Regions from separate parts of the Homo sapiens genome. Here region 2 is linked to region 1. A link is a contact called in ENCODE Hi-C or POLR2A ChIA-PET data. All regions are on one chromosome and are shown on one strand. Each heading gives the region's core, a stretch centred on a gene start or an enhancer-like site at or near the end of the contact. The rest is flanking DNA. Distances are from core to core; before and after follow the strand shown.

Region 1 (4,663 bases), core at 607-3,106:
ACTGCTTGTAATTTTTACCCCAAGCAAGAATTACTTTTTGGAAAAAGAAAATTCAGGAAATAAAGCATTTCTTTAAACTTCATGTTTAAACAAATGGTGATGGAATAAAAGAGTTCTTATTCATCATAAACACACACAGCACACATGCACGCATGTGCGTGAGCACACCCTTTACTTGATAAATACCATGTTGAATATTTTAGTCTTTCCTTTTAGGTTCTATCCCTTCACTCAAAATGCGGTTATAAATAAATGTACTTTTCATGTGCCTTCTGCCTAAACCCACTTTAATATAACTTTACAGTCCCATTATCATTATAGTCTCAAAGCTAGACTCAGCCTGAAACTACCCTTTCATTTGGAACCCTTATTAAAATGCCACATACAGCTCCTTCAAATAAAAACAAACCCTAGGACCTGACACTAGGCTTCCTTTGTTGCTACTCATAATGGCCAAGTTCTGTGCTTATAATACATCTTCTTTCATTTTATTGCTACATATCCAAGGGTTTTATATGTTTTTCTTATTATATCTTAATTCAAAACACCATCACGCTCTTTTCCAGATGAAAATAAGGAAAAGAAATTGAGCAACTGACTGACTTAAAGGTCATAAAACTATATAGTAGCAGAGTCAGCAAAAGAAGAAACACACATCTCCCAAGTAGAGGCTGAAAACCAGTACCATTCACCTCCAGGGTGAGCTATATACAGATTACAAAGTCACCTTCTCTAAATGTTCAAACTGAATCCCATACCCATACTTTACCACTACCTCGTAAGAACAGCCTCAGATCTTGTTATAGCCTTTTTTTTAGCATGCTGAAGCCAATAAAATGCTTCCCATTCAGCAAGAGAAACAAGTTCTGAAACACTGAATAATCTGCCCAGGGCCTATGAACATTTCCACTGTGAGAAATGTTCTCCACTGTGTGGAGAAGATCCTTACTCTTCTCCACACAGGCAGAACATTAGAAAAATTCTTGGATTCTATGATGCACAGCTTAGGAGTCTGTTTAGCACAATTTAAGTCCAAATAGTTATTAAATCCTCCTCTGTTCCAGAAACAGTGCTAAATACTGTGAATATAAAAATTGAAAAGATACTCTCCTGGCTCCCAAGAAAGTCAGCCAGATAGAGGAGACACAGGCACACAAATCACTGTCACATGAAGCTCTACCTCCCTAACTTCAAACGAGGGCCTAAGTCACCAAGAATACAGTAGCAGTTGTGACTACGAGTAACTACTATAATTCAATACTTTATCTTCCCTTAGAAAACTCTTCTCCCTTGGAAATTTATTTGCATTTCTAAATACCATTCCTTACTAAAAGGAAGCAGGGCTCCTTGGGGAAATAGCTGATTCTAGGTGTGGACTATGAAATGAAAATGGTGAGTCTGGGACATCCCATGTTGCCCAGAAATCAAGGAACTGCCCAAAGATTAACAGAGTCATGTTAAATGGACCTAAGAGTGAACCAGAAGGAGCTCACTTTGCCCCGCGTGGAACAATTTCAAGAAAAACATGACAGTAATGAATTATAAAACATGAATTAAAATACATATTGGTACTAAAAAGAGAACAAAAGGATGTGGCTTTGGATAAAGCTCTTCTTCATGGAAGAATACCAGCTAATAAATGTAAAGGAAATGAGAGAATTAGAAAAATTATCATTTTGTAAACCTTAATATATTCACCTAGACATGCTAAAACCACTGAGTAAAAGGCTGCTTGGGAAGAGGATGCTCACATGATCTCAGAGTTTCACACCACAGATAATTTATTAGATACAGGAAGGAAGATGTGATCAAGCTTCCTGTGACCCCCAGCCAGGCCCCACAACACTATGTGCCTCCTTGTGATGTGGGAGCTACACAGCATCGCCCACACAGCTTCTCGCCAAAACTGTTTGAAGCTAATCACAAGGGAAGAACTGGACAGCTTCTGACCATGAGACGCTCCACCAGACAACTTGCTTGGCCTCTCCAAAGAAACTTGCTTGGCCTCTCCAAAGAAAACTCAGTTTCATTTAAAAACAAAACTAATTATTTAAAAACAAACGAAAAGCAAGTTGTGGACTTGAGCTCCAGGGACAGAGCAGACATACTTTTCCCTGTTCTTCCCAGTAAGTGGTAATAAAAACCCTCAACACTAGATATAAAACAAATATAAGAAGGTTCTGGAAGGGGAAGAGGAGGCAGACTATCCAGGTGCCTTGAGGCCCACAGAACAACCCAGTGATGGGTTCACTGGGTCTTCTTTTTGCTTCATTATCTCAGACTTGGAGCTGAAGCAGCAGGCAACTTCAAAACACCAAGGGGCACAGATTGAAAAGCCCCAAGAAAAGCCTGCCCTCTCTAGCCAAAGGACCAGGAAGGAGACAGTCTAATGAGATGGAACACATTTAGACAGTAACTGCCCATTTACCAGCAATAACTGAGCAGGGAGCCTAGACTTCCAGTCTTGTGAGGACGTACCAAGGTACCCAACACCCCCACCAAGGCTGAGTAAGGACTGCGACTTTTATCCCTGCATGGCAGTAGTAAGGAGCCCATCCCTCACCCGCCAGCAGTGTCAGGGGAACCTGGACTTCCACTCCCACCCAGGAGTGATGAGGCCCTCCCTGCTGGGGTCATGTCAGAGGAGGCCTAGTGGAGATTCAGTGACTTAACCTTTTCCCAGAGATAATGAGGCCACCTTTCCTCCCTCTTCCCCCATGGTGACAGTGAAAGCACTGTGGCAAGCAGTAGGCACTCCTACCCCTCCTAGCCAGGGAGGTATCAGGGAGGCCAAGTAGGGAACCAGAATACCCACAACCACCCAGCAGCAACAGGGGTCCCCCACCCCATTGGGTGTCAATGGAAGCAGAGCGGAAAGCCTGGATATTTACCCCCATCTAGAAGTAACAAGCTGATGTCCCCCTTCTTCTACTACAATGGTGTTCAAAACAGGTTTAAATAAGGTCTAGAGTCTGATAACGTAATACCCAAATCGTTGAAGTTTTCATTGAGGATCATTTATACCAAGAGTCAGGAAGATCCCAAACTGAAAGAGAGAAAAGACAATTGACAGACACTAGCACTAAGAGAGCACAGATATTAGAACTACCTGAAAGGATGTTAAAGCACATATCATAAGCCTCAACAGGCTGGGCGCGGTGGCTCACGCCTGTAACCCCAGCACTTTGGGAGGCCGAGGCAGGTGGATCACAAGATCAGGAGATCGAGACCATCCTGGCTAACACGGTGAAACCCCGTCTCTACTAAAAATACAAAAAAAAATAGCAAGGCATGGTGGTGGGCACCTGTAGTCCCAGCTACTCGGGAGCCTGAGGCAGGAGAATGGCATGAACCTGGGAAGAGGAGCAGTGAGCCGAGATCGCACCACCGCACTCCAGCCTGGGCAACAGAGCAAGACTTCGTCCCAAAAAAAAAAAAAAAAAAAAAAAAAGCCTCAACAAACAACTACAAACGTGCTTGAAACAAATGAAAAAAAAATCTTGGCAAAGAAATAAAAGATATATATTTTGGCCAGGTGCAGTGGCTCACAGCCTGTAATCCCTGCACTTTGGGAGGCTGAGGCAGGCGGATCACCTGAGGTCAGGAGTTTGAGACCAGCCTGACCAACATGGAGAAACCCCGTCTCTACTAAAAATACAAAATTAGCCAGTCATGGTGGCACATGCCTGTAATCCTAGCTACTCAGGAGGCCGAGGCAGGAGAATCGCTTGAACTCAGGAGGTGGAGGTTGCGGTGAGCCGAGATCCCGCCATTGCACATTGCACTCCAGCCTGGGCAACAAGAGCAAAACTCCATCTCAAAAAAATAGATACATATTTTAATGGAAATTTTAGAATTGAAAAATACAGTAACCAAATTGAATGGAAAGACAACATAGAATGGAGGGGGCAGACAAAATAATCAGTGAACTTCAACAGAAAATAATAGAAATTACCCAATATGAAGAACAGAAAGAAAATAGACTGGCCAAAAAATAAAGAAGAAAAAAGAGGAGCAGCAGGAGGAATGATGGAAAAAGAGAAAGGAAGGAAGGAAGGGAAGGAGGGAGGGAAGGAGTGAGGGAGAAAGTCTCAAAGACCTCTGAGACTAAAATAAAAGATCTAACACTTGTCATCAGGGTCCAGGAAAGAGACAAAGATGGCACAGCTGGAAACGTATTCAAAAAATAATAGCTGAAAACTTCCCAAATTTGGCAAGAGACATAAACCTATAGATTCGAAATGCTGAACCCCAAATAAAAAGCCCAATAAAATCCACACCAAAATACATCATAGTCAAACTTCTGAAAAGACGAAAAGAGAAAACGTCTTGAAAGCAGTGAGTGAAACAACACTTCATGTATAAGGGAAAAACAATTCAAGTAACAGATTTCTTACAGAAATTAAGGAAGCCAGAAGGAAATGACACAATGGTTTTCAAGTGCTGAAAGAAAAGAAGTGTCAACACAAAATTCTAGATTCAGTAAAAATATCCTTCAAGAATCAATGGGAAATCAAGACAGTCTCAGATAAAGCAAAATAAGAGAATATGTTGCCAGCAGATCTCCCCTAAAGGAATGGCAAAAGGAAGATCATGCAACAGACCAAAAAATGATGAAAGAAGGAATCCAGAAACATCAAGAAGAAAGAAATAACATAGTAAG
Region 2 (4,663 bases), core at 1,466-3,965, 48 kb before region 1:
GGTGGCCCGCTCTGAGGCAGCACTGTCCAGGCCCATGTTTGTTGCATCAGGGTCCCTTTCTCTTGGACCCTCTGAATTCAACCCAACTACTCCCACATGACTGCACCCAGAAAATGCTCCTCATCCATCCCCCTCCTGCTGCCCACACTCCCTTTCCTGAGCATCTTCGGCTTCATTCCCATCATTGTTTTCCTGGGCAAGGCCTTCCATTTTGTACCCACCCATCAGCCATACACTGCTCCTCAAATCCCATCTTCTTCTCAAATTTAAAATATACAATATAGGCTGGGAGTGGCTCACACCTGTAATCCCAGCACTTTAGGAGGCCAAGGTGGATGGACTGCCTGTGCTCAGGAGTTCGAGACCAGCCTGGGCAACATGGTGAGACCCTGTCTCACTAAAAATACAAAAAATTAGGGGGACGTGGTGACACACACCTGTAGCCCCAGCTACTTGGGGAGATGAGGCATGAAAATCACTTGAACCCGGGAGGCAGAGGTTGTAGTGAACCAAGATTGAGCTACTGCACTCCAGCCTGGGTGACAGAGGGAGACTCCATCTCCAAAAAAAAAAAAAACAAAAAACAAAAACAAAAACAAAAACAAAAAACCCACAATATGGTGCCCTCCGTCCACTTGCAGGAAGGACTCCTACTAGAAGGGGAGCAGGTGCACCCCTAGGCCCACTCCAAGTTTCTTCAGGTTTCCTCCCAATCCACTTCCCACCACTTCTACATCCCTCCCGTCATCTCAGCCCCTCAGCCTGGCTCTCTGAAGCCAGTTCATTTACATAAATGCTGTCATGAGCTGAGAGCAGCTATCCTATTTCATTCTGAGCCTGGCAAAGCACTGCTAAATGCTCTATGTAAATAGCTCAGTAACCCTACGAGGTAAGGGTCACCTCCTGCTATGATCTGAATGTTCTCCCAGAATGTACATGTTGGAACCTAACCCCCATTGTGGTATTAGGAGGTAGGGCATCTGGGAGGCAGAGCCCTCATCAATGTAATTAGTGCCTGAGGGAGCTTGTTTGCCCCTTCCACCAAGTGAGGGCACTGCAAGAGGACTCCATCTATGAACCAGACAGCAGGCCCTTGCCAGATACCAAATCTAGTGGCACCTTGATCTTAGACTATGCAGCCTCCAGAACTGTGAGCAATAAATTTCTGTTGCTTATAAGTCACCCAGTTTATGGTATTTCTCTTACAGCAGCCTGAACAGACTAAGACATATCCATTTCACAGGTGGGGAAACTTCATTTCCCCAAGGGAGGTTAAGCAACTTGCCCAAATCTCAGAGTTTATCTTGGAGCCAAGATTCAGATCCAGTTTAAATTGGTTCCAAAACCTACACACCTAAACACCAGGGACGGATGGCCTCTCTGAATAATCTTTGCTCCCTGGAGAGCACCAAGGCTATAGATCAAATGCACCTGGTCCAAATTCAGCTCCACTGTTGACATTGTGAACTCAGCCATGCTTTCTGAACATGATTCTCTACATCTTCACCCAATAAGATGGAGTTATCAGTGCCAACTTCATAAAACTGTAAAGATGAAAGGAGAACAAGTCCATCAGGTGCCAGGCACACAGAAGGCTGTTGACAACTATGAGCCGCCCTCTCGACAAAAACTGTTGATGGTGTTCAACGGAGCGCTGCTCTGCCTTCTGACTCAGCAGCACACAGTGATGGGTCAATTAAATGTGTGTTCAGGGCAGGAGGCAGACAGACATATCAGATCCAAGGAACACACTCTTCTACACAGAGAAGACTATTTTCACTTGGAAATGTGAAAGAGAGAAAGAAGCGAGGGAAACACACCTGCAGGGAAGACACTTCACAGCAATTAAAATTGCCCAGGGCTTAACAAATCCTGGCTGCTGAAAGATAAACACAGGTGGGAATGCTAGCTGAGTAATCGTTTTCTTATGGATATGAATTAGCCATACAAAATAAACAGGCTCCAGCCAAGTACAAGACAGTGAAAAGAAGGTTTCTATTATTAATCTCATGATTTCCTAAAATCCTCATGAACACCACAAAGGATCACATCGATCAAGGAATTACAGTTAAATCTAGGACCCCACACCCATGGTGGGGTGGGGGATGTCGTTCCAGGGGTGTTTTCTTTAAATTTGTCAAACATTTTATTTTCTTACCAAGTTTCTCTCCTCTCCAGAATAGTGTAGGACTTAAACTGCAACTCTTAAATTTCACAGTGTAAAGTAGAAGAGAAAGGAGGGAGGGAGAAAAGGAGGAGAGAGGGAACCCCTATTTAAGGAATACAATTAGGCGCTGGGCAACAGTTAAAGTCAGAGTCCACACGTCTCCTGCTCCCTGAAAACACGCTGTTCCGCCACTAAATTGCTGCCTTCGGAGCCTGCGTTGGAGAGGTTATCTCGGGCCTCAGCTTCATTATCCTTTTAAGGCAAGAAATAGAAAGGCAACTGGGAAACCATTCTGGACAATCAGAAAATAATGACGAGTCTCCAGGAGTGGGAGAGGGCACTCAGGGCTCGGCTACAAGCACAATAAGCACTGGGAAGCGGAAGAGGCCAAACCATTCAAGTCTGAGAACCAACAAAATAAGAATGTGCACATAGCTCAATTGCCAGGGGACTCAGCAGGAAATAGAACGTAAGTGAACCACATGTTGAAAATACTGAGCTGGAGCTTTTTGGAACATGGGTCGAATTTGCTCCTGACCTCTTCTACAGTAGTAGTTCTAAGCCCAATGGGCACGTGGCAATGTGCAGAGGCATTTACGGTGTCACAACTTGGGGTGCTACTGGACAGAGCCCAGAGATGCTGCTAGACATCGGTAACCCAAAGGGGAGCCCTACAACAAGGAAGCATCTGGCCTACAATGTCAGCAGTGCCACGGTGGAGAGACTTCCAGAGGAAGAATGAGAGCCCTGGGACACTGGCTCCTAGACCAGCCGGCACATGACATATCTGCTTAGCCTCACCACCTAACATGGAAACATTAACACTGAAAATCTGGTTGGGGCGCAGCTGACGGAATCCCAGACTTCAGCAAATGGCCACAGGAAATGCTTCAAAGCTGATTATTTCCCACAGTCTTGAGATGAAAAATCATCCCAATAGCCTCAGATTCTTTCCCAGTAAATAAGGAAAAGAACAGATTTCCATACAGCATCAGAAGAAAAATTCCAAAGTAAAATTCATTGATCCCATCAGCAGAAGTCACTGGAAAAAAAGAAGTGATAAAAACAAAAACTAAATGGAAAAGAACATTTGTACATCGCTAACCACACCACCTCAAACCTGAAAACAAACTTTGATAGTGGAGTAAGAAACTATGGACTCCTGCCAGAAGGTGAAGACCCATAAAGAATAGGGTGTAATCTGGAGACCCATAAGGAATAGGGTATAATATGGAGACCCATAAGGAATAGGGTGTAATCTGGAATAAGAAACAGAGGCCGAGGCAAGTCCCAAATATGAAATGCAGACCCAAGAGAGAGGCTATAATCTGGCAGCTATATTGAGACCAAGAGCTCACAATCACTGGTCTGTGACGTCCTTCTGTCTCCAAAGCTGCCTCAAGCAACCAGCATCCCAAAGAGCTAAATGACCACTAATAAGTAGTTATTCCCTTACCTGTAACATGGCTTCCATCAAAGGATTAAAGTGAATGAGCCAAGGCAGTAGGAAAAGGAGATGGAAATAAAATAAGAGCCCTTTTTTTTTTTTTTTGGAATAGTGTAAAATGGTCTAGTGCAAAGTAAACAGAATAAAAACTACAGTATAGGAGGGAACCAGAGACTTTCATATCTATCTAGGCTGCAGCATCTTGAGCCATATTTATCAAGTCCTGGCTCCGGGCCTTTGCACATGCAACTGCCTCTGCCTGGGACGCCAGCTGGGGAACTGAGGTGAGCTGAGAAAGGAAGTGTTTACAAAGGTGTGGGCAGGGCTTGTAATGAAAGGGAGAAGCAAAACGGAAAGTGCAGCACCCCAGAGCTAGGAAACACCTCATACGCATCCTCTCCCTCCCTCCAACCTGACAGCCAGTGCTGCCCACAGGCTCAGGGAAGGCATGGGACACAGGTACAGTGTCTACGGTCGCCTGCGCTGGTGCAGAGCTGGAGGAAGAAGACAGAGATGTGGTGTGGCAAACAGGAGGCCCAGGAAACCTGCCCAGCTCCCATGGCCCGGCTAACTTCAACACCACCTTCCAAAGTGTGCTCAAGTCTCTCCGCTCCAGAAAATCTTCTCCTAGTCTGAGACGGTCTCATACGTATGCCTCTCCTTGTTGGTAAGCCCTTCCCAGGGGCAGCCTCCTGGCATCTGCCTGTGTACAGCCAGCCTCAGCCTGGGGCACAGAACAAACCCTGAATAACCAGCTTCAGCCCGGACTTCCCTATTTCTGTCATCGGCACAGCCTTTCTCTTGCTCTTCCAGACTCAAAACCTCAGTCATCTTGGACTCCTCTCTAGGGCGCCCATTTCTCAAATTCACGGCTGTCCAGGCCAGCAGATCAGATGCCTGCAACATTTCCTGTAGGAGCCCTGCCTTTTTCTCCAGCACAGATTGGCATTAAGGCCCTCCTGGGCTCATCCGTTCCACATATTCAAGACAGATTTCTGAAAATTCAGCTGGGGTCAGTCATTTTCTGCTCAAAATCCTGCATTTTATCT

What was found. A loop is a pair of places that touch in the nucleus more often than their neighbours do. ChIA-PET counts read pairs that join two places held with the same protein, here RNA polymerase II (POLR2A). Pooled maps may share reads with other maps.
Region 2: a loop to region 1 is called in a map of chondrocyte, with 1.9 times the contacts of the local background. The contact joins two enhancer-like sites. A Hi-C loop is called at or near these places in 4 of 168 maps with a recorded cell type or tissue (A673, GM12878, chondrocyte and 1 more), 1 of 37 single-sample maps with no recorded cell type and 1 of 50 pooled maps. POLR2A ChIA-PET finds 5 or more read pairs at or near these places in 3 of 52 experiments (HepG2, Panc1 and activated naive CD4-positive, alpha-beta T cell).

What each region holds. Positions count from the first base shown.
Region 1 is chr17:20,040,409-20,045,071 of GRCh38, reverse strand. All of the region lies in intron 1 of SPECC1 (sperm antigen with calponin homology and coiled-coil domains 1), which reads right to left. Among named protein-coding and RNA genes, the nearest start is that of SPECC1, 33 kb to the right of the region's middle. Within about 2 kb of position 1,856, at least 2 of the 41 ENCODE cell types and tissues checked have a DNase peak (open chromatin) inside an H3K27ac peak, as active enhancers do.
Region 2 is chr17:20,089,648-20,094,310 of GRCh38, reverse strand. The region is part of intron 1 of SPECC1 (sperm antigen with calponin homology and coiled-coil domains 1); the gene reads right to left. Among named protein-coding and RNA genes, the nearest start is that of SPECC1, 83 kb to the right of the region's middle. Within about 2 kb of position 2,715, at least 11 of the 41 ENCODE cell types and tissues checked have a DNase peak (open chromatin) inside an H3K27ac peak, as active enhancers do.